Regions from separate parts of the Homo sapiens genome. Here region 1 is linked to region 2. A link is an interaction called in ENCODE POLR2A ChIA-PET data of the cell type or tissue named here. Cell type or tissue: GM12878. All regions are shown on one strand. Links, peaks and the distances in the headings refer to the core of each region. The heading gives the core; the rest is flanking DNA. Region 1 overlaps LARP4B (La ribonucleoprotein 4B). Region 2 overlaps LARP4B (La ribonucleoprotein 4B).

Region 1 (12,799 bases), core at 4,134-6,633, 63 kb before region 2:
GATTAATTCTTAATTCATAAAATGTTAGGTGTGAATTAAATAGTACTTTTGAAGTAAGATGTTTATATTCTAAGACTGTGAGTTTTGTTCTACGTTATTTTGTCAACTGAGATTTGGTAACTAGTTTGTGAAAATAATTGTCAGAAAAACAGTGTAATATTGCAGTTGCAGTCTTAGGATTTTAGATCTCTGAAGACTCAGAAACTGAAGCCCATGAGGTAAAATTAATTAGAGATACAGCTGGCTAGTTGGTGACAGAGCTAGGACTGTAACGAGCCTCCTCTTTAAGTCCAGCATCCCGTTGCACTGTAATTGCAGAGTTTACTGTGGTCGCTGTTAAGGCGCACCCTCCGCTGTGGTATATCAAAAGAAATTGGTGAAAGCATTAATTTTATGTATGTTAGATAATTTAAATAAGTGTTTTAACTTTTTGAGGTAGATTTTTAAAGCAGTTATTAGACTGTGCTTTTTAAAAGATTGAAATATATTTACTCCAGGAAAATTAAGTGTTTTGTCATTTTAGATAATCCATTAACCTTAATCCAAATAGGGAGGTGCTAATTGGTGTTCTGGTTAACACCCTCCGGTTTGTATCGTGTAATCAGACTGCAGCTTACAGTTCATCTTTGAGAAATAGTCTAAGAGAAATTCATGTAAATTAAATGGTTTTCTTCCTAAAGCATTCAGGGAGAGTTGTTCATTTTAACGTCCACGCTGTTAACACAGGAGTCTGTGTGCAGTCTTGGATCCAACTTCAACACCTGTGTTCATACCCGTCACCTTTGTGTAGAGGAACTCACACTAGAGATAATGTGACTTGCTGTGAGCTCTCCTGGCCTTTGGTTTACTGTCCTCAGGCAACTGTGGTGTGTGTCAGGATCTTTCACACTATCTTACACTCTTAAGAAACTACAGCAAATTGCAACAACTCCCACCCTCAACAATGTATTGGACTTGTAATTCAGAGGATTGAAAGCCCCCTCCCTTTTTTCCCCCCATTTATTCTTCAGAACACTTGTTTTACTGTTTGGGAAACTGAGTCTTGGTGACAGTTTGCTTTACATCATCCAATACAGGAAGAACAGAAAATGGGAACTTTATAGCTTCTTGCTTATAAGCCTTTTGCGTGGCAGGAGAGAATTCTACCACTGAACGACCCATGCACCGATGCTTATAAGCCTTTTGCAAGTAATACCCAGCTCTTAGAGAGGGTCAGCGTTCTGTGCAGCACCTTGGATCCAAATAACATGATGTATTTGGGGGCTTAAGTCACACATCATAGTTCAGCATCAGAGATACAGGCCCTGTACTTAATAGTTTAATAACTTAATTATTTAAATATTTAATAGTTGAATAATTACTGTTAAACAAAGTATTAATAGTAATTTTCATTGTGGTTATCTTTTTTTTGAGACGGAGTCTCACTCAGTTGCCCAGGCTGGAGTGCAGTGGCTTGATCTCCGCTCACTGCAAACTCCGCCTCTCGGGTTCACGCCATTCTCCTGCCTCAGCCTCCCTAGTAGCTGGGACTACAGGCGCCCGCCACCACGCCCAGCTAATTTTTTTGTATTTTTTTTTATTAGAGATGGGGTTTCACCGTGTTAGCCAGGATGGTTGCGATCTCCTGACCTCGTGATCCACCCACCTCGGCCTCCCAAAGTGCTGGGATTACAGGCGTGAGCCACCGCACCTGGCCCATTGTGGTTATCTTTGAAGCCAGAGATATCCTATGCTACAAGATTGAGTAAAGTTATCTACATTTCCGAACAGTAATTCAGAATCATTGGAAGTGATAGGAATTTTCAATGGCTGATTCTTATAGTTTGCCTGAAACTTTTTTTTTTTTTTTTTTTTTTTTGAGACAGGGTCTCACTCTGTTGCCAGGCTGGAGTGCAGTGGCGTGATCTTGGCTTATTGTGGTCTTGACCTCCCAGTCTCAAGCGGTCCTCCCTCCTCAGCCTCCCGAGTAGCTGGGACTACAGGCACGTGCCACCACACCTGGTTAATTTTTGTATTTTTTTGTAGAGATGGGTTTTCATCTTGTTGCACAGGCTGGTCTCAAACTCCTGGGCTCAAGCAATCCTCCTGCCTTGGCCTTCAAAAGCACTGGGATTACAGGCATGTGCCATCATCCCCGGCCTGTCTGAAACTCTTTTTGTGATGTTAGTGTTGACCTAAAATGAAGAAGCTGAGTGAAGAGTTTATTTGGGCCAAGCATGATGATTGCAACCCAGGAGCATAGACCAAGTTGCTCAGCGGCAGTTACAAGTGGATTTTTATGATGGGATGATGTATGACGGTGCTGGGAAGGCTCATTCTCAGCCCTCAGTCAAGTCACTGATTTATGTAACTGTCATTGCTTGTTAAATCTTCTGTAGTCTTTGAATTTCATGCTTTTGGTTTTCTTAGAGGTAAAACAATAAAATACATAGTAAAAATCCTATTACATTGGAGATTCAATCCAAATTGTAGGAAAACAATAAAAACTCAAACACAATGGTTAAGGCTGGAATCTAATAACATGGGTACTATAGTTTTCTTATGAAGCATAATTTTTTCTCTCTCCAGTCCCCATTTTTACTGAAGATATAAATCTTAGGAGGACCAGCTTACTTGCAAAATAAGTTTTAGTATTATACTTGGGCTGATTATTTGCATAAAATGCAACAAGAATAATGATTGGCCATATAGGTTCTTTAAGTTGTCTTTGCTGGAACTTTCATAAGGAATTTTGGATTCAACTATAAAGCCTCAAGGCTAGGAAGCCAAGCCAAGGACTATGCTGGTAATACTTACATGAATTGGGTGAATTCCTCTCTTCTTGAGGTCGCAAAATATCTTGAGGTTCCTGGGCTTGTCAGAAAGTAAGATTGTTTTACTTGCTGCACATCAGGAACCTTGTAAAGGAGCCATGTAAACAAGGTACCAGGCTAGTCTTTCCAACAGGCTTTTTATTGGCTCTACATAGTCAACCTCTGTTCTTTAAACCAGTCTGGTCATATCTTAAAATACGCCATTCCAGTCAAGAGTGTCGGTAGAATAACCAGTGTCTTAATTGTGTCCTGTTACAATAAACCGGTTTTTATTGAACTTAAAACGCATATAATTAGACTGTCATAAAATAAGAGTACTCATGAATAGTTTATACATTTTGGAGAAATAAGGTAGAGAGTAAGGTGAATGTTTCAGTCTTGCTCATAAAGTTATGTTTTACCCATTTGCTACAAGCTATAAAAAGCTTGAAAGAAAAAAGCTTCCTCGACTTGGGAAAACAAAACATGAAAAGAATCAGCAATGTTTCAAACAAAAAGTCGTCAAAATCATTTCAGTCATCTGTAATTTCAGTCCCATGTAATTAAGTTTTATTCTGCTTGATATACAGAGTTAGCAATCATCATGAACACAACAGTTTATTAGAGTTCTGAAAGTTTTTACTTACTCCAATGATAATGGTCTTCAAAATTATCAGAAACTTGTATTCAAGAGTACTTACCACCTGGCGCAGTGGCTCATAGCTATAATCTCAGCACTTTAGGAGGCCAAGAAGGGAGGATCGCTTGAGGCCATGAGTTCAAGACCAGCCTGGCCAACATAGCAAGACCCCCATCTCGACAAAAAATAGAAAAATTAGCCAGGTGTGGTGGTGTGTGCTTATAGTTGTAGCTACTTGGGAGGCTGAGGTGGGAGGATCACTTAGGTCCAGGAGTTTGAGGTTGTAGTGAGTTAGAAAGTGCCACTGCACTCTAATCTGCACAACAGAGCAAGACCTTGTCTCTTTATTTATTTGTTTGTTTTGAGACGGAGTTTCACTCTTGTTGCCCAGGCTGGAGTGCAATGGCGTGATCTCGGCTCACTGCAACCTCCACCTCACAGATTCAAGTGATTCTCCTGCCACGGCCTCCCAAGTATCTGGGATTACAGGCATGCGCCACCACGCCTGGCTAGTTTTGTATTTTTAGTAGAGATGGGGTTTCTCCGTGTTGGTCAGGCTGGTCTCGAACTCCTGACCTCAGGTGATCTGCCTGCCTTGGCCTCCCAAAGTGATGGGATTACAGGCATGAGCCATCGCGCCCAGCCAAGACCTTGTCTCTTAAAAAAAAAATTATTTTCCATGAATTCCCTTGAAGAAAAAGCAAATTTTTGACTGTAGCCAAGTGTAAACTACTTTTTGAGAAGAGTCAAAGTAGAACAATAATTGTCTGTGGATGCCAAAAGACTTAGAGTAGCTACAGTTAAAGACACAATTTACAAGGAAATTTGGTTATTTTTGTGGCATACAACAATTTAACATAATAACCATAATTATGTCTGACATATCAAGACATATCAGGATTTCAGAAATCTCATGTAACGTTGGAACACACATTAATACCATGCACACAAATATAACCCAAAGTTAAACACCATTTCTTATTTGACAAAGCTTCACATACAATTTTAACATACCAATTAAGCCTAATAGGTCTCTCTCGGACTTCCAGGGGGTTCCTTTTGGAAAAGACTTAATTTTAGAATTTGAAAGTTGATTTTGGGAAATGTGTCAAATATTGAAAAGGATGTTGTTCAAAACAGAATCACAGGTTGCTGTAAAATAATAGTCATTTAGCCAGATAATTGAAATATTTCAAAAAGCAAAAACCTTTTTTTTTTTTTTTTTTGAGGCGGAGTCTCGCTCTGTCTCCCAGGCTGGAATGCAGTGGCGCCATCTGGGCTCACTGCAACCTCCGCCTCCTGGGTTCACGCCATTCTCCTGCCTCAGCCTCCTGAGTCGCTATTCTCTTGCCTCAGCCTCCTGAGTAGCTGGGACTACAGGCGCCCACCACCACATCCAGCTAATTGTTTGTATTTTTAGTAGAGATGGGGTTTCACCGTGTTAGCCAGGATGGTCTCGATCTCCTGACCTCGTGATCCACCCACCTTGGCCTCCCAAAGTGTTGGGATTACAGGTGTGAGCCACTGCACCCGGCCAAAAAAACAAAAACTTTTTCTCTTTTTTGATACTCAGTTTTCTAAACAATCAAAAGACCTAAAAAGACGACATGAGACCAACAGAATCTTTTTTTTTCCAGCTTATTCAAAAGGTGAGCAAAAGTCTTTTGTTATCCTCATTAATATTATATGAACATCTTGTTCAAAAGAGAAAAATAAATTTTACCTTTGCATCAGTATATTGTCAGTGCTAGAGCCTTTTATTTTTTTTTCCCCTGGAGACAGGGTCTGCTCTGTTGCCTGGGGTGGAGTGTAGTGGTGTAATCATAGCTCGCTGCAGCCTCAAACTCCTGGGCTCAAGTGATCCTCCCACCTCAGCCTCCTGAGTATAAAGCTATTTTAATGAAACTGTCCATCAAATCTCAATCAGCTTGGACCATGCAAGATAAAATTTCCATAAACTTTTTACAACCACTTAAAATTTTTTCTTAAAGAGCAGACCAGTGCTCCAAGAAAAGTCTGCTGTTCTGACACAGGGGCCCAGACTCTGGCCCTGCATTTGTGTACGTTGTATATTAATGTTCAATTTTAGCAAAACTAAATAATTCTCTTCTAATTTAGCAAGCTTGATTACACACAATTTTTTTTTCACAAGATTAATCTTCCACAAATGGTCTACAACTTGCTGAAGCCTTTGGTTTTGACCTATACCTCTTTTTTTTTTTTTTCTTTGCTGGGGGGTGGGCGGTGGGGGCGGGTGGGGCGCTGAGTCTACCTCTGTAGCACAGGCTGGAGTGCAGTGGCATGATCTCGGCTCACTGCAACGTCCGCCTCCCGGGTCTCGGTTCAAGCAATTCTCTTGCCTCAGCCTCTCGAGTGGCTGGGATTACAGGCATGCGCCACCATGCCCAGCTAATTTTTGTGTTTTTAGTAGAGATGGGGTTTCACCATGTTGGTCAGGTTGGTCTTGAACTCCTGACCTCATGATCCACCCACCTTGGCCTCCCAAAGTGCTGGGATTACGGGTGCGAGCCACCACGCCTCACTCGACTTTTTTTTTTTTTTGGCTGAGTCTTCCTCTGTAGCCCAGGCTGGAGTGCAGTGGCGTGATCTCGGCTCACTGCAACCTACCTTTCTTTTTTATATTGGCATTTTACCTTAAGAGAAAAACTTACTTTCCTTTCCCCCTTATCATTTTGACCATACAAAGATCTCTGTGTACAAGGGAAAAACAATTAGTCTCTTTTCAACTTTCCTTACATCTTTTAAAATATGCTCTGTATATAAAATTGTTTCTTATACCTAATAGTTTTAATTACGTATATTAACTACAATTTTAACTCTTAGTAACTCGAATTTCCAGTGAAAAACCCAGGAAGTAATTTTGAACTGTTTTATACCACATGACAACAATTTCTGAATATTTCCTCAATTTTTGTTTATAACCTAAATATATTTTGTTTATAACCTAAATATATTTAACTTTTCTGTACCCTATAAATGAGATAGATATTTTATGATTACCTGTTAATTAACATAACATGGCTTTAAGATTAAATTTTTGAAAAGGGTTTGTGAAACTATGAAAAGTTTGTTTATAAATATCTTATTTACATTCATCTAATTTATTCTTCGTTATTTTTATTTTTTTTTGAGACCCAGCCTTACTGTGTCACCCAGGCTGGAGTGCAGTGGCTTGATCTCAACTCACTGCAACGTCAGCCTCCTGGGTTTAAGTGATACTCCCACCTCAGCGTCCCAAGTAGCTGGGACTACAGGCGTGCGCTGCCATGCTCAGCTAATTTTTGTATTTTTGGTAGAGAGGGGGTTTCACTGTATTGGCCTGGCTGGTCTCGAACTCCTAGTGATGGGATTACAGGCGTGAGCCACTGCACCCGGCCCTAATTTATTCATTCTTAACAGTTATTATGCTTGAATAGTTCATTAAACAAAGTTAGCCATCATCTCAATTTATTTCTTTGTTAATCATTTCTACAGCCTGTGAAACCCTAGAGTTAAATGAATGAGTATTTGCTGATGAGAAGACATAGCTCCTTTCATTAAACCAACAAACTAATCTTTATTTACCAAAGATCTACCCAAGTCATGAACTAAAAGACATTTGAGTTTCTATTTGTCTGATGAAATATTTGATTTAAGCACTTGTGTTTTCTTTAAGCTGGTTAATTAGAGGTGTTTCATATATTTTGGTAGTGAAATATCACATATATATGATACATAAAAGTAAAGACATGCAGATGCACTAACAGAAGCAGATCTTACAGTTTTATAAGATTTTTCATTTGCTAGTGAAAATAATTCCCCCCCTCCTTTAGACTATCAGTCTCTTAATTATCTGTTCCACTCCCCTAAACAATTCAGATTGCTAGACAACCCTAAATTTTCACTTCCAAAGACATGACTCTCAGGTGAAAACTTACATCCCAAAGGCAGAGAACTTAGATCTAAACACTATTATTTGTTGAATCAAAAAGGGATAGTCAGGAATTGCCAGGAAAAGCATCAAGCAAAGGGAAGGTTTGCTCTGTAAACTTTAAGCCAATGTTTTTTTCATTGTAAAAGTTTATAGTGGCTTGAGTGCAGGAAGGGAGATGCCCTTACAGATGTCAGTTTCTTTTATAAAGAGGTTCAGGATAGCTAGCTAAATGTCAGAAAGTCATATTTTGTGTTTTTGTTTTTGATGGGGTCTCACTGCCATTCAGGTTGGAGTGCAGTGACCTCTGCAACCTCTGCCTCCCAGGCTCAAGTGATGCCTCCCGAGTAGCTGGGACCACAGGCGCACGCCACCATGCCCCGCTAATTTTTTTTTTTGAATTTTTTTTTTTTTTTTTTGTCAAGACGAGGTTTCTCCATGTTGCCCAGGCTGGTTTTGACCTCTTGAGCTCAAGGGATCTGCCCGCCTCAGCCTCCCAAAGTGCTGAGATTACAGGTGTGAGCCAATGCGCTCGGCCATAGAACGTCATATATTGGAGAGCAGTCTGGTTAGATAGGTGGTCTTCCAACCTAGATGTTTCTTGGTTAGATTACTGACTTTAATGAGTGGAAAAAGAAAACATTTGCAGTTTCTAGGGCCTAATACTTAAATTTGAAAAGCAGGCACAGATGAAAGGCAGAGCATCTAGATCAAGCCTGTCCTACCCTCGGCCTGGGATGGCTTTGAATGCGGCCCAACACAAATTTGTAAATGTTCTTAAAACAGTATGAAGATTTTTTTTTTTTGCGATTTTTTTTTCTTTTCTTTTCTCTCTCTCTTTTTTAAGCATCTCATCAGCTGTCATTAGTGTTAGTGTATTTTATGTGTGGCCCAAGATCAGTGTGGCCCAGGGAAGCCAAAGATTGGACACCCTTGATCTACATCTTTAAAAATCAAGGATTCCACTTTTATTAATAGACTGAATCTTGGGTCCCCCAAAGGAGGGAAACGCCATAACACCTGCCACGCAGAGCTTCCACAGTGCTTCTCACTGCAAGGACATTCCCTCAAGGTTGGTGAGTGGCCCAGTCAGCCCACTGTGACCAGCCCATCCCATATGGGAATCTTATCACTTGGTGGTGAGCACTCTCCTAACCTCCAAGTGTTCAAACTGCATCTGTCTAAATGTGTAAAGAAACAGTAGCCATCCTGCAGTAACAACTATTCAGTCAGCCACTTCCCAAACTGCAGCTTTCACCAGTGACTTGTCCGCCATTGCACACACAAAAGTCAGGGTCTCTCTCACAGTGTAAAGTAATCCCGAAAGCCCCCGAAAACCACGAAATTGGACAGCGCAATGCAAAAGGGAGCAGAGCTTTAGACCTGAGAGGAAACTACTCACAACTCTTCAGACTCCGTACTGAAAACAGAAGACCCTTCCAGAAGGGGGTGAGTGTTGCCTCTTCCTGTGTTCCGAAGCGGGTCTCAGAGTCATTAGAAGTGTCCTCTAGATTTCTTCATGTATCAAATATGGCAAAAAGAAGGAGTAGAAGTGTGGAAGGAAACAGAACAAGTCTCAGAGGAACCATTTTAGGAAGATCTTAAGCTTTCTGACAGGCAAATTAAGTTTTGTATTTTCCTCCACAAAAATCATACCAACAAGACAGGAAGCAAACAGGGATCAAACACATTTTAAGGTGAGTTTCAGTTGACTGAAAAGAGTTCCCAGAAACAGGATCCAAAAGAGGAAAAAGCAGAAAGGCTTTTTTTTTCCTTCCAAAAAAACAATAGCCAAAGTATCAGCTTTTTATACTTCTGACCGTAGAACTCTGAAAAAGAATGTTTTCAAATCTTATCATCAGATTTCAGCACAAACATAAAGTACGTTTCCCATTTAGTTTCTCTGGTTCTAAAGCCAACTTTTCCCCCAATTAGGTACACAGATTAATTATTTTAGACACTTAAAGGATGCTCATTTTGGCTACTGCTGCTCACAACTGTCCTGTGTTAGGCGGCTCCACTTTCTAAATGTAAGAGAGTGCCCCCTAAGTGCACACACATCCAGCTGATGTTTCCACAAAGACTGCTCAGATTGTAAAGTCCAATTTTGTATAATTTACTAACTTCTGAAAAGTGACAAATGGCTGGGAATGTGTTTAGGGTCTAAGTGTGATGTGACTTGGACTGTCCCTAACTGCCAGGGGACGGGAGTGCTCAAGCAGGGTACGGGGGACCAGACCCTCACACCCATCTGGAGGAGCAAAAGGGCTGTGTGCTTTTCAGTAGGAAACTAACAGGAGTTGGTCACAAATGAAAGGCTAAGCCCAGATTTTCAAATGATAGAAAACAGCTGCAATCTTAAAAGCATGCTCTATAAAACGTAACCACCAGTATCTGCCAGTCCTTTATCCCAAACCTCTGCCATGAGCAGAGGTGGAAAAACCTTGACCCAAAATCCTGGCCCTGAGGCAGAGGCAGAAAGAAGGCAGTTGTCTGCGGAACTCTTCACCCCAGTCTCTTGTCCAAAGACAGCAAAGCCCTCACTCTTAAAGGAAAGAGGGAGTTTGAAAAACAGTCCAAGTAAAATCTAGATGTTCAGCCAAAGAATGGGAGTTCCAATTTCAGGAGACCTCACACAAAACACCACATGAGACCTCTGAAGATGGAGAGTGTCACACTGGTTCCCAGCGCCACTCTCAGAAAAACCAGGTGATTGAGGGGAGACATTCTGAATCCTGCTGTCTTACATCACGTATGTCAGCCTAAAAGGAAGAAGCTGAGGCAAAATTAATATAAGTAGAGAGTTGATTTGGGCCAAGCCTGAGGATTGCAGCCCAGGTGTATGGATTCAGGTTGCTCTGAGTATACACCCCATTAGCAGAAGTTGGAAGTAGATTTTTAAAGGGAAAAAAGGCAGTTCCTGAGTTGTTTACAAAAAATGTACATCAAAATAACATAAGCTATTGATTGGCTGTACATTGTTCATCGTTGTCATAGATTTCAGGAACATGAAGATAAGGGTAAGGCAGCCAGTCAGGAACAAAATGACTAAACAATTCTGCTCAGCATGGATCTGGGGCGGGAGGCATGACAGAAGTCCCACACTCACGGCTCTCTGGGCCTGCATACCTCACATAGCTCAACTGCACTAAGCTGTTTTTCTTTTCTCAGTCACATTGTCTATTGAAGTAGGCATATAACCATAACTGGCCTGTAATTGTAATCCAATTTGTTTATAGGATGGAGATGGTACTGCTATGTCTTAGGTAATTGTCATTTGGAATAGTAAACCAAAGTAAGATTAAAAAAAAAATCTTGGAACTTAAATTCTTTTTTTTTTTAGAGATGGAGTTTTATTCTTGTTACCCAGGCTGGAGTGCAGTGGCGCGATCTCAGCTCACTGCAACCTCCGCTTCCCAGGTTGAAGTGATTTTCCAGCCTCAGCCTCCCGAGTAGCTGGGATTACAGGCTCCTGCCACCATGCCTGCCAAATTTTTGTACTTTTAGTAGAGACGAGGTTTCACCATGTTGGCCAGGCTGGTCTCAAACTCGTGCCCTCAGGTGATCCACCTGCCTTGGCCCCCCAAAGTGCCAGGATTACAGGCATGAGCCACAGAGCCCGGTCTCTTTTGTAAAAAGTACTTTTGTAAGTAACAATTTTAGGGGACATTCACTATATTTTAATATTAAACAGTTTGCATTGTTTCTGGGAAACAATTCTGGTCTGCAGGTGTAATGCCTAATATTTGAAGATTGTTGTTGGATTCTGTGCTTGGAGTCAGTGACATTGACTCTCTGAGCAACTTGGAATTTCCTTTTTTTTTTTTTTTTTTTGAGACGGAGTCGTGCTCTGTCGCCCAGGCTGGATTGCAGTGGCGCGATCTCGGCTCACCGCAAGCTCCACCTCCCGGGTTCACGCCATTCTCCTGCCTCAGCCTCCCGAGTAGCTGGGACTACAAGTGCCCACCACCATGCCCGGCTAATTTTTTGTATTGTTAGTAGAGACGGGGTTTCACCGTGTTAGCCAGGATGATCTTGATCTCCTGACCTTGTGATCTGCCCGCCTCAGCCTCCCAAAGTGCTGGGATTACAGGCATGAGCCACCGCGCCTGGCCGCAACTTGGAATTTCATAGCTCCCACGCCTGCCGTTTGGCTGTGGTGTGTAACACATGCTGTGTGCCAGGCATTGTGCTATCTGTTTCAGGTGTCCCCCAAAGGAGGAGAGGTGGGTCGGCCCCTCACCACCTGGCAAGGGAGGCCCCCCCCGTGCTGCAGCCTGCACTCCTTGACGTTTCCTTTTCTTGTTTGTAGATGAACTTGGAGGAGTCCTGGAACTTCTGAATTCTGTTTCATAGCTTTCAGTATATTTTGGAAAGGATTTTTTGACCTTTCCCTCCTGAAGAAAAAGCGGTTTTTCTCCTGCTTTCGCGTCACAACAATCAACCCAGAAGAATTCTGTGACCGCTGGTCACCAAGAAATGTGCGGGGATTTCTCCCCACCAGCAACCAATCAGTTTTACAGCAGACACCAGTGGGGCACCCTCCCCTTCAGTCTCAACACTCTACCTGGAGATAGTGTCAGGTCCCACAGAATGAGGGCTCATCCCTACAAGACTGCCCCTTCTGATGCCACTCCCACGCCACAGGTTGTTTACCCATGCTTCCTAGGATCCCCATGGCCCCCTCTTTGGGTTCCATTACTTTGCTTGACAGACTCACACAAGTAAGGAAAACATGTTTCCTGGTTTATTTTGAAGGATATTACAAAGGATGCAGATGACGAGATGTGTGGGGCAAGGTGTGGGGGAAGGGCAAGGGGCTCCCATGCCCTCTTTGGGCTGCCACTCTTTAACAACCTCCATGTGTTCAGCTATCTGGAAGCTCCCCAAACCGAGTCCTTTTTCTGTTGTTGTTGGGTCGGAGTCTTGCTCTGTCACCCAGGCTGGAGTGCAGTGGCATGATCTTGGCTCAGGCTCACTGCAACCTCCACCTCACGTGTTCAAGTGATTTCTCCTGCCTCAGCCTCCCAAGTAGCTGGGATTACAGGTGCCCGCCACCAGGCCCAGCTAATTTTTGTATTTTTAGTAGAGATGGGGTTTCACCATGTTGGCCAGGCTGGTCTTGAACTCCTAACCTCAGGTGATGCACCTGCCTCGGCCTCCCAAAGTGCTAGGATTACAGGCGTGAGCCACCGCACCCAGCCTAGGGTTTTTGTGGAAACTCCGTTACATAGGCATGATTGCTGAAATCATTGGCCATTGATGATCAACCTTCTGCCACTTTCCCCTACCTGGAGATTGGGAGTGGGCTGAAAGTCCCAACAGTCTAATTCTGCCTCGGTCTTTCTGGTGACTAGTTCCCATCCTGAAAACACCTTAGGACTGCCAGCCCAGTCATATCATTAGTATACAAAAAGACATTTATTACTTGGGAGA
Region 2 (12,799 bases), core at 3,847-6,346:
TGTGTTTTTGGCCTTTGTGTATGCCTTGTAACTTTCTTGAGAGCCAGCTGTGACGTGCTGGGTGGAAGGCACTGTGGTGACTATGCCTTCAGTGCTGTGGGGTGAGGTGTGGGCAGGGGACGCCTTCCATAAGAGGCCTGGGAGTCTCAAGTCTGTAGTGAGCCCGGGCCCTGGACTGTGAAGCTCACAGGAGCTTCTCTTCTTTCCTCCCCTCTTAGGTGGGGCAGCATGACCAGAGGAGGCAGGAGCTAGGTGTTTCCCTTCCTCTAGGTATGTTCTGCTCTGATTAAACCCCAGCAAGTTGGACTGTGGTTAAACTGTCTTTCCTGAGGGCAGACCTTGTTAAGAAGAACAGAGTGCTCTGGTATTTTTCAAAACGGTTACTTTTCTCCTACTCGTGCCGGAAGCACAAAGGGATTTTTCTCTAGTATTCCCTGTGAGGACCTGATCGAGCTCCAGAAAGTATAAGTCACAAAAGTGCAGGAACCCCTCACCCGCCAATGACTGAGACTCCCTGCAGTTTTTAACTCTCAGACTTGGCCACCCTGAGCCTCCAGCAGTTAATCAGTTCCAGGACAGTGTTTTCTGTCCTCGCCTTGGTTCCTGCAAAGGTTTCTGCTCCATATGTTGTGATCGCTTCTCTATTTATCTGTCTGTCTGTCCAATTTGGCAGCAGTTGTTTGCCTTGTGACTTTACGTAGGATCTAAGAAGAGTTGTTAATTGTTCTTTTTAGATTTTTTACTTGTCAGACCAGAGTGATAACTTGCAGGCTTCTCACATGCAGAACCTGAAGTTGCAGCATTTTTTTGTAATGCATATATCTTATTTGGTGTTGTGCCTGTTTGTGCATTTTCTTATTGGGTTGTTTTATTACTCACTTTTGATAGTTATTTATATGTTTTGGATATAAGTCCAGATACGCAATGTACTTTGTTCTCCCAAGAGTATTTTTGAAAAGCAGTTTAAAATTTCTTGTGTAATCAAGTTTATCATTTTTTTCTTTTATGGCTCTTCCTTTTGGTTTATATTCCTCCTATAAGTTTAATTGCTTTAGATTTTACATTTCTAGGTCCATTTTAGGTTAGTTTTTGTATAAGGTATGAAATATGGATCAAAGTTATTTTCATTTTGTGCATAGGAATCTGCAGCTATTGCAGCACTGTTTGTTGAAAGACTTCTCTCTGCTGCGTTGCCTTTGCACCTTTCTCAGAAGTCGTTTGTCCACGTAGGTCTGGATTTATTTTTGGACTGTCTGTTCTGTTCATTGATGCGCTAGCCCGCTTTGACTCCAGTAGTGCACTGCTTGGATTGTCAGCAGAGCTTGCTTCATTGTGCTACTCTTCATTGTGCTTTGCAGCTACCACCTTCTTTATAAATTGAAGTTTTGTGGCAACCCTGCATCAAGCAAGTAATTGGCACCATTTTTCCAATAGCATGTATTCATTTCATGTCTCTGTGTCACATTTTCATAATTCTCACAATATTTTAAGCCTTTTCATTATTATTAATGCTAGTGGTGATCGATGATCTTTGGTGTTTTGTACTACTGCCATTGTTTTGGGGTGCCAGGAGCCACACCATTTAAGGTGGCAAACTTAATATATAAATGACGTGTGTGTTCTGACTGCTCCACTAACTGGCTCTTCCCTTGTCTCTCTCTCTCTTTGCTTGGGCCTTCCTATTCCCTGAGACATGACAGTATTGAAATTAGGCCAATTAATAGCCCTACATTCCCTCTTCTGAGGGTTCCAGTGAAAGGAAGAGTTTTACTTATCTCACTTTTAATCAAAAACTAGAAGTGATTAAGCTTAGTAAGCAAGGAATGTCAAAGGCTGAGATAGGCTGAAAACTCGGTCTCTGGAGCCAAACAGTTAACCAAGCTGTAAATGCAAAGGAAAAGTTATTGAAGGAAATTAAGTGCCCCTCCAGTGAACCCAGAAATGATAAGAAAGCAAAACAGCCTTCTTGCTGAGATGGAGAAACTTTGATCTGGATAGAAAAACCAGTCACAACAATTATTCCCTTAAGCCAAAGTCTAATCCAGAGCAAGACCTTAACTCTCTTAAGTTCTGTGAAGGCTGAGAGGTGAGGAAGCTGCAGAAGAAAAGTTTGAAGCTCACAGAGGTTATTTCATGAAGTTAAAGAAAAGAAGCAGTCTCCATAACATAAAAATGCAAGGTGAAACAGCAAGTTATCCAGAAGATCTGGGTAAGATAATTGATGAAGATGGCTACAGTAAATGACAGATTTTCAATCGAGACAAAATAGCCTTATATTAGAAGGAAATGTTATCTAGGACTTTCATAGCTAAAGAGAAGAAGTTAATCCTGGTTTCAACATTAGAAACCAACTCTCTTGTTGGGGCTAATGGAGCTGGTGACGTTAACTTGAAGCCAGTGCTCATTTCCCATTCTGAAAATCCTAGGGCCCATAAGAATGATGCTAAATTTGCTCTCCCTGTGTTCTTTAAGTGGAACAACAAAGCCTGGATGACAGGACATCTGTTTACATCATGGTTTACTGAATATTTTAAGCTTACTGTTTAGACCTACTGCTCAGGAAAAAAAAAAACAAAGATATTTTTCAGATTTTAATTTCTCATTGAAAATGTACCTAGTTACCCAAGAGCTCTGACAGGTGTACAAGGAGATGAATGTTGATTTCATGGCTGCTAACACAACATCCATTCGGTAGCCTATGGATCAAGGAGTCATTGTGTTTTCAAATTTTCTTATTTAAAAAATACATTTCATAAGGCTCTAGCTGTATAGATCATGGTTCCTCTGATGGATTCTGGAAAGGATTCACCATTCTAGATGCTGTTAAGAACATTTGTGATTCGTGAGGGAAGGCCAAAATGTCAACATTAACCAGAGGCGTTGATTCCAGCCCTCACGGAGGACATTGAGGGGTTCATGACCAGTGGAGAAAGTCACTGCAGAGGTAGTAGAAATAGGAAGAGAACTGGAATCAGAAGTACAGCCTGAAAATATGACTGAATTGCTGCAATCTCATGTACAACTTGAATGTGTAAAACTTGCTTCTTATGGATGAGCAAAGAAAATGGTTTCTTGAGTTAGAATGTATTCCTGGTGAAGACGCTGTGAATATTGTTGAAATGACAACAAAGGATTTAGAATATTCCATAAACCTAGCTGATAAAGCAGCAGCAGGGTTTGAGAGGATTGACTAATTTTGAAAGAAGTCCCACTGTTGACAAAATGATATCAAACAGCATCACACGCTGCAGAGAAATCTTTGGTGAAAGCAAGAGTCCGTCCACGTGATATACTTCGCTGTTGTCTTAAGAAATTGCCGCAGCCACCCAAGTTTTCAGCAGCCACCATCCTGAACAGTCAGCCCTCATCATCAAGGCAGGACCAGCAAAAAAGATTATTATTTGCTGAAGGCTCAGATGATCGTTAACATTTTCCAACAATAGATTCTTTTTATTTATTTTTTTCCAGACATAATCTCACTCCGTCACTTAGGCTGGAGTGCAGTGGCATGATCACAGCTCATTGCAGCCTCTGCCTCCAGGGTTCAAGTGATTCTTGTGCCTCAGCCTCCCAAGTAGCTGGGACTACAGGCATGTGCCACCATGCCCAGCTAATTTTTGTATTTTTATTAGAGACAGGGTTTTGCCATGTTAGCCAGGCTGGTCTTGAACTCCTGACCCCAGGTGTTCCACTTGCCTCGGCCTCCCAAAGTGCTGGGATTGCAGGCCTGAGCCAGCATGCCCAGCCAGCAATAGAGTATGTTTAAATGAAGGTATTGTAGTTTTTTTTTTAAGGACATACTGCTATCTCACATTAAATATACAACAGTTTAGTGTACTCATAATTTTTATATTCACTGGGAAAACAGAACTTTGTGTGACTTGCTTTATTGCAATATTTGCTTGATTGCAGCACTCTGGAACTGAACCCATGATATCTCTGAGGTATGCCTGTACTGTTAATAATTCTTGAAATTAGGTAGTGATAGCCTTCCAACTCTGTTTTTCATAGTTACTTTTTAAATTCCAGTTCCTGTGTATTTCCATGCAAATTAGAATGAGGTTGTTAATATCTACAAAGTGCTGAGATTTTTGTTGGGGGGTTCACTGAATCTATAGATCAGTTGGAGAACATTGACATCTGAACAATATCCATGAACAAGATGTATCTCTTACTTGTTTAGATCTTTAATTTCTCTCAGAAGTATTTTTTGGTTTTCAGTGTACTGGTCTTTTACATCTTTTATCCAGTTTATAAGTATTTTATATTTTTTGGTGCTATTGTAAGTGATTTTTAAAATTTGTATTTGCAGTTGTTTGTTACTAGTATATCAAAGCATTCATTTTTATGTATTGAGTCCAAACCCAGAAATTTTGTTATGCTCACTTATTAGTTTTAGACACTTTTTTGTAGATTACATTGGATTTTCTACATAGATGATTGGATTATTTTAGAATGAAGACTGTTTTACTTTCTCTCCAATCTTGATGCCTTTTATTTCTTTATCCTGCCCCGTTGTACTAGATAGGCCCTCCAGTACAAAGGTGAACAGAAGTGGAAAGAATGAACAAACGTTTGGGTTGTCTCTGGTCTTACAAGAGGCACTCAGTATTTCACCATGAAGTATAACGTTAGTGGTGGTTTTAGGTCTGTGCCCTTTATATGTTGATGAGGCACTCTTCTTTTCCTGGTTTGCTGAGAGATTTTTATGAGGAATGAATATTGTAATTTGTCATCTATGGAGATGGGCATATATTTGTTGTTTTTTAGTGTGTTCGGATGAATTGTATTAATTGTTTTTCAAATGTGATACCAACATTTGTGGTCTAAACCTCTGTAGATCATGATACAGTATACTTTGGATATACTACTGGATTCCATTTACCAAAACTTTGCTTAGAATTTTTACACCTGGGATCTTGGTTTCTAGTTTTCATTTCAGTGTTTTTCTTTCTATTTAAGTTTTTGGAAGAGGTTACGTATTATTTCACCCTCATATGAGGAAGTGAAACAAGTCATGTGGGCAGGAGTTTTCCTTTTTTCTTCTTTCCTTTCTTACTTACTAAACTTACTTAGTTTAGTTGCTCACAGAGTCTTGCTCTGCCACCCAGGCTTGAGTGCAGTAGCATCATCATGGCTCACTCAGTCCCAACCTCCCGGTCTCAGGCGATTCTCCCGCCTTAGCCTCCCAAGTAGCTGGGACTACAGTAGCACACCACCACGCCTGGCTTATTTTTGTATTTTCTGTAGAGATGGAGTTTCACCATGTTACCCAGGCTGGTCTCCAAACTCCTGAGCTCAAGCGATCCGCTCACCTCAGCCTCTCTAGATGCTGAGATTACAAGCATGAGCCACTGCGTCCCACCTGGGCAGGAGTTTTATTTGTGGGAAAGCTTTCAACTACAGTTTATTTTTTCATAGTGCTACTCATTTATTTCTTCTTGAGGGAGCTTTGGTTTATATAGTTACAAAGATTTGGTCTATTTCATCTGAGTTGTGGGATTTACAGCACAGAGTTGTTCATAATACTCTGTTATCACCTGTGAAATCTGTAGTCATGTTACATCACTCATCTCTGTTATTGGTAATTTGTGTCTTCTTTATAATCCCAATCAGTCTGGGTAGAGGTTTGTTAGTTTTATTGACCTTATCAAAAGGTGTTTTCTGTTGGGCATGGTGGTTCACACCTGTAATCCCAGCACTTTGAGAGGCCGAGGCGGGCAGATCACGTGAGGTCAAGAGTTCAAGACCAGCCTGGTCAACATAGTGAAACGCCATCTCTACTAAAAATACAAAAATTAGCCGCCTGTGGTGGCGGGCGCCTGTGGTCCCAGCTCCTCGGGAGGCTGAGGCAGGAGAACTGCTTGAACCCAGGAAACGTAGGTTGCAGTGAGCCAGGATCGCACCATTGCACTCCAGCATGGGGGACAGAGCGAAACTCCATCTCAAAAAAAAAAAAAAAAAAAAAGTTAGTGTTTTCATTTTATCGATTTTTCTCATTTGTTTTACTCTTTCCTATTTCATTCTTTCTTCTGATGTTTGTAATATACTCTCTTACGATTTCTTTGGGTTTAATTTACCCTTTCTTCTGTGTCCTAAGGTGGAAGCAGAGCTCATTAATATGAGGCCTTTCTTATTTTCTGATATAGTCATTTAGTTTTACTATTTTCCCCATAAGTAGTGCTTAAGCAGAATCTCTCAAATTTAGATGCATTGTTTTCATTTTCAGTTACTTCCAAATACTGTATTTCTTTTTTGATTTTTTTTCTTTGACTCATAGATAATTTAGAGATATTTGATTTAGTTTACAAATATTTGGGGGTTTTCCAGGGATCTTTCTTTTATTAATTTCTAGTTTAATTTCATTGTGGTCAAAGAACATACTTTGTATGACTTGAATTTCTTTAAATATATTAAGTCTTATTTTATGGCTTCAAATATGGGCTGTCTTGTTAAATATTCCATTTGTCCTTGAGAAGAATATGTGTTTTGCTGTTGCTATGGGGAATATTTTGTCAGTGTTAATGAGGTCAAGTTGAGTGGTAGTGTTCAAGATTAATGTACTCTTTCTGATTTCTGTCTACTTGTTCTGTCAACTATTGAAAGAAAGGTTCTGTTAATTTTTGCATTTGTCTGTTTATCCTTTTAGTTTTATCAGTTTTTGCTTCACGTATTTTGAAGACTTTTTTGTGGCCTCTTGATTCATTGACCCCTCTCTTTATCTTTAGTAATAGTCTTTGCTCTCAATTTACTTTGTCTCACATTAATGTAATCACTCCAGGTTTCTTTTGACTAGCCTTAATATGGTATATCTTATATCCTTTTTACTTTAAGCTATTTGTGTATTTAATAAAGTGCATTTGTTGTAGATAACATAACATTTGGGTTTTGCTTTTTTGTCTTCTATTTAGAACGTTAACATTTAGTGTGGTAATTGCTTTGGTTAGGTTTAGGTCTCTCATCTTGCTATTTGTTTTAGAATAGTTTTAGACTTAGAAAAATTGAGATGATTGAACACACAGAATTCCCATATACCTGGCACCCAGTTTTTCCTATTACCGACATCTTGCATTAATATGGTACATTTGTCCCAATCACTGAACCAGTAGTGATACATCGTAACCTAACGTCCTTTTTCTGTTGCGGGATCTCAGCTGAGAACCACATTATATTTCATTGTTACGTCTCCTTAGGCTCCTCTTGGCTGTAACAGTTTCCCAGGCTTTCCTTGTTTGTGGTAGTTTTGATATAATAGTTCTGAAGAGTACTAGTCAAGTATTTTGTAACAACATTCTCTTCTATTAGAATTTGATGTTTTCCTCATTATGATACTATAGTGGTAATGGGTTTGAGAAGGTAAAACACCACTTTTATCACATATATCAAGGGTGCACATTGTCAACGTGACTTACCACTGTTGGTGTTGATCTTGATCACCTGGCTGTTTACTGGGTTTCTCACTATGAAGTTACCCTTTCCCTCCCCATTTCCATGTTGTACTGTTTGGAAGGAAGTCGCTGCGTACAGCCCACACTTAAGGAGTTGGGGATTTATGGTCCCCCTCCATGAGGACACGAATCTTCGTAAATTATTTAAAATTCTTATGTATGGGAGATTTGTCTCTTCTCCTTTATTTATTTACTTATTCAACTCTTTATAGCAGTGTGGATTCCAGAATGTTTGTTTTATACTTTTGGTTATAATCCAGTACTGCTTTATTTTGTTGCTCAAATTGTTCTTCTAGCTTTGGCCATCAGGAGTTCTGGTCGGCTCCCTTTGACATGCCCCATCAACATAGGGTTTTTTTGTGGTTATTTTGTTTTGTTTTGTTTCTCCTTGCTTCAGCCTTAGAATCAGCCATTTCTCCAAGGAGCGCTGGGTCCTTCATTGGACAGTGATATCAGAAACCAAGATTGAGTGCTAGACGTGTTCTGTTTCTTTTTGTCCCATGTGTTCTTCGTTCCTCTTTCCCTTTTTTTCTGTTTTCCTTTGGAGCAGCCTTCTTCTTTGTTTCGCTGTTTTAATGATTTCTTTGCGTTTTGCTCCACTTCCTCCGGCTAACACAGTCTACCTTGAGGTGGCTGCGTGCTGCTTCACATAGAGCACAGCATCAGGGCAGTCTGCCGCCGTTTCTCTCGTGGCCCGGATGCTTTGGTCATCATGCCTTTTGCAGTTACTTATGCTATAAACTGACAATATATGTTTTTATTTTTATTTAAAAGTCAGTTATTTTTAAAAGAGATTGAAACTGTAACAAGCAAAACAGCATACGTGTTTGTCCATGTCATGGCGGTTTCTGGTGCTCTCTACTCCTGTGTGTAGATTTTCTCTGTGTTGAGGGCTGACTATACCAGGGTCTGCTGTTACACTTGAGCTCAGCTGCTCGATGTTGTCCGCAGCTTGCTGATCCTCTCAGCTGGTTGTGCTTCTCATTTTTCTGTTTGATTTTGGGAAGCTTCTGTTACTGTGTCTTCAGGTTCCCGAGTCTGCTGTAATGTTTACCCTGTTGTTAATCTCATCAAGTATTTTTAATATCAGACATTGGAGTTTTCATCTCTATAAGTTTTTTCTTTTTTTTTTTTAATAACTTTTATGTCCTTACCTGACTTCGTGAACATATGGAATACAGTTATGATAACTTTTAACATCCTTTTCAGTTAATTTTAACATCTGTGTCAGTTCTGGATTGGCTTCTGTTGGTTGATACTTCTCATTGTCATGGGTCATATCTTCCTGCTTCTTTCTTTGCATGCATGGTAATTTTTGGTTAGATTGAGTTTTACTGTATTCAGGGCTTAGTATTTTTGTATTTCTTTAAATATTTGATATTTGTTCTGGGATGCAGCCAGGTTTCTTGGAAACAGTGTGATCCTTTCATATCTTGTTTTTAAGATGTTAGGTGTGAGTGGGACGGTGCTGTGTGGGGCCTGTTCCTATCACCGAGGCAGGGCTCCGGGAATCACAAGAGTTTCTGGTGGGGAGGGTTAACCATTTCAGGCTCTGCACGTGAATGACATATATTGTTATACTTCTGATCCCCTCAGGTGGTTCTTCCACGAGCCTTGGGTAGTTTCATCACATCCGTGCTTTGCAAAGAACCTGGCTGACAACGTGATGGGTCCTGGGCCCTGTGGTTCTCTGGAGCTCCTCCTGCTGTCTGGCCTATGCAATCAGCCTCCCTATCTCCTGCATTCTCTTTTTCTCTTCCACACAGCCATACACTGGGTTCCCACCTGACTTCCCACTCCCTGGGCACAGCCTGGGACTTCCCTCAGGGCAGTGGGCTGGACTTGTGGGGGTTACTTTAATGTCTCATGTCAAGCTGGGCACGGTGGCTCACGCCTGGAATCCCAGCACTTTGGGAGGCTGAGGTGGGCAGATCACGAGGGCAGGAGTTCGAGACCAGCCTGACCAACATGGTGAAACCCTGTCTCTACTAAAAATACCAAAAAAAATTAGCTGGGCCTGGTGGTGTGCGCCTGTAATCCCCGCTACTCAGGAGGCTGAGGTAGGAGAATCACTTGAACCCGGGAGGTGGAGGTTGCAGTGAGCCAAGGTTGCAAGATCGCGCTACTGCACTCCAGTCTGGGTGACAGAGCAAGGCTCCGTCTCAAAAAAAAAAAAGAAAAAAGTTTCATGTCACATAGGAATCTATGTCCTTTGTTGCTCTATGTCCCACATCTGGAAAACTGTCATTTCATCTGTCTTATTTGGTTTCTTGGTGGTTTTAAAGGGAAAGTTAACCTAGCCCCTGTGACTCCATCTACCTGGAGGCAGATGGCCTGTGTCTTACCAACACCATGTGCCCAACCTCCAGTCTCCCTGAGAGCCCGTCTCACTTGTCATTGTCTTTGCTCCTCAGTGTCCTCTGTCTGCAGTGCCGGGTGTTTCTTGCATGGTTGGGTCACTCCCCATCTTTCTAAGGTGGTATTATCTCTCATCTTAGGTGAAGCCACCCCGGGCAGCCCATCTTCCACTGTAGAACACTTCAGCTGTCTGCTTGCTGTCCCATCTCCTTGCTTCCATTCCCTCTTGAGTGCAGTCCAGGTCTCCTTGCTTCCATTCCCTCTTGAGTCCAGTCCAGGTAGACAGTTGTCCTAAGCAGCATTTGTCGAGCTCTTTAATGACCCTGGTGCAGCCAGATCTAGTAGTTAGTTTCAACTTCTTAACTTACCTGGCTCTACTGTGTCATGTTATAGTGGATGATTCTCTTGGCTCCTAACTTCACAGTATCCTAGTGGTCTTCCCACCTTGCTGGCTGTGAGCCTGTGTCCCTTGGCCCTCATGCGCTTGCCTCCTGCTGAAGGTGGGAGTGTCCCGGGTTCAGTCCTGGGCTGCTTTTCTTCCTTCCCTTGTGGCTTCGGCACCACCTATCGCTTGGAGAGTCCTCCCTAGTGCCCTGTCCTCAGTGATTGCATTATCTTCCGGCTGGTGCCTGCACAGTCTGTCTACACCATGGAACCAGAGAGATATTTTCAAAATGTCAGCCTTGAATTGATTTTCTATTACGTTTAGGTTACTTTAACGTCCTCCTTGATCTCACTCACACACACCGGCCTCTGTGACCTCATTTCTTACTGTGTCTGTCACCCCTCTTCTCAGCTGTGCTGGCCTCCTACTGCTGGACTCTACCCCTTGAGAGGCCCCACCTTGGGACCCCTGTGCTTGAGGCTCCCCATTTAGAACACACTTCCCACCTTCCTGTGTGCCCCACCCCTCCTCTATCAGATCATATGGCACTTCCTGTCTGGATGGCACCAGGCCTTGCTGCCCCTCATCCTGGGTTGTTTCCTCAGTGTCCGTTTCTCTCTGACATGATGTGTATAGTTACTGGTTAACTGTCTGTTATCTGCCTCTCCCACCAGAGTGTTGGCTTCACGAGAGCACAGGCTTTGCGTTATTCAGGCTGAATTCACAGAGCCTGCAGTAGTGCCTGGCACTTGGAAATATTTAGTAAATACCTATTAAACATGGGGAGTGGAGTGTGAATTTAGATGAGTGACCCGGAGACACCTTAGTCTAGATGGACAGTGGCATCAGGTTGTGTTTTCAATTTTCCATTTTCAGTCTCATTGAGTCCCATGATTTGGTTTTGTGTTATGGTTACTTTAGCAGTTTTGGTTTCTTTTTGCTGATGGGGGTGGATTTTTACTAAGCTCATTGTATAACACCATACAAACTCTCTATCCCTCTCATTTGTCCTGAACGCCCCACTTTGTCTTTGCCTTTTCATGGTCTTTAACTTTGACTTTTAAGATACAAGTGTCTCTTGTGTTAGCATGGCTCTTATATGATTGTACCATGCTAATTTATATAGGAAGGCAGGAAAAACTTAGTTCTTAGCATTTCAGTGCCTGTCATCGCAACATTATTAAAATACCTCTTTATGCAGTGTCCGGAGTCCAGCAGTTTATGCAGTGTCTTCTAGAGCTCCAAATTCACAGCCCTGTGCTGCCTGTGACCACACACACCATGCCCTCTGGCATCTTCTTAGAAATTTCTTCCAGGATTTAGAACCAGCTTTTGTTTCCTCTTGAAGATCTGGTTTATTTATCATTCTCTTACAGGAATTCTGTAACATGACAATTCTCACTTGTTCCTTCGACTCTGGAAGTTGGAAGGCAAATTGAAGCCTCTGTTGTAGAAACTGTCTAGTCCTAGAGCCTGTTTGATCTCCAGCCTTGGTTTTTTGCTGGTTATCTTTGTTGTTGTTGTTTTAATTTTTTCCTCTGTATTTTATTATTGTTTAGGGTTTGTGTTTGTGTAGGTTACTTGAAAATTCTTTTTGCAGTGAGACAAGGCATTAACTAAGCTTACACTTGTCATTTCTGGTAGAAAAAGCCCCTGCTGAACTCTGCTAATGAGACTTAGATTATTTTTCTAAACTGTGCTGTTTTTGTTTTGGGGGATAAAGGGATAGGTTTTTTTGCATGATTTACTTTTTTGATAGGTAAAGTAGCATTTTTCTTACTTAGGATACACTTACGTAGTTGTGTCAGAACGTAAGTTGAAAGCATTAGAACTGCTGTACTGAATTATCTGCTTCCTAAATTTTAAGCCGGTTTTCCTAAGTTGATTATTACTTTTATGTAGGAGGAAATGAGTCTCAACCAGACAGCCAGGAAGACCCCCGAGAAGTACTTAAAAAAACATTGGAATTCTGCTTATCTAGGTAAGGCTGGTGGTGGTTTTTCTAGTACCTGATATTTCTAGTATTGTGCAAATAGTTAAAGTATATACAAATGTGATATTTTATGAAGGAGTATCTACTCATATCCATATATATGTATATGAAGACGTGGAATATTGAGTAATGACAGTCTTTTGACATTTGAGCATGGAACGTAACCTTCATGTCTGTGGTCCCCAGTGGTCTCGGTGGTCACTGTCTGGAATGCGTCTAAAGTGCCCCGCCCGCCCTGTGCTGCCGAGTCAGACTTCCTCACACTGAAGTTGGAGAACAAGTGTGCCACGTTGTTTCTGAAAGCACACCAGACACTGAGATAGCAAGTTGTTTTATTTATATAACACTCATTTTTAATCATTTTTCTTTCCCCTGAATAATACCCTTTTCTTAGTAAAACCTTTAAAGTTCCAATGGCAGAACTGGACATAAAGGAGGATGGGATTGGGTTTGATGTAATTTCTCTGAGTATGACAACAACCGATGGGCCGTGTATAAGGTTTTCTGTCGATGATGATTTTCCAGGTGTTTTCTCTGGAGCCCTGAGGATTCCACACAGGTGTCTGCTAGGGGCTCCTTGAAGCCTGTGGGGTGTATGAGGTGGAGGTGTGAGGG

What was found. ChIA-PET counts read pairs that join two places held together with the same protein. Peaks named below come from ENCODE experiments on the same cell type or tissue, not always from the same donor. Only the 100,000 strongest peaks of a DNase experiment are listed, where the experiment ranks them.
Region 1: POLR2A ChIA-PET joins it to region 2 with 8 read pairs; 5 of 35 experiments call an interaction of 5 or more read pairs at or near these places.

Annotation. Positions count from the first base shown.
Region 1 is chr10:907,692-920,490 of GRCh38, reverse strand. All of the region lies in intron 1 of LARP4B (La ribonucleoprotein 4B), which reads left to right. Among named protein-coding and RNA genes, the nearest start is that of LARP4B, 18 kb to the left of the region's middle. In GM12878, for the core only: no CTCF peak of the experiment used is centred there; no DNase peak of the experiment used is centred there.
Region 2 is chr10:844,350-857,148 of GRCh38, reverse strand. It overlaps LARP4B (La ribonucleoprotein 4B), which reads left to right. Exons shown (of 18, transcript NM_015155.3): 6 at 12,094-12,172. Among named protein-coding and RNA genes, the nearest start is that of LARP4B, 81 kb to the left of the region's middle. In GM12878, for the core only: no CTCF peak of the experiment used is centred there; a DNase peak (open chromatin) is centred at 5,048; H3K4me3 peaks cover 691 bases; H3K27ac peaks cover 1,064 bases.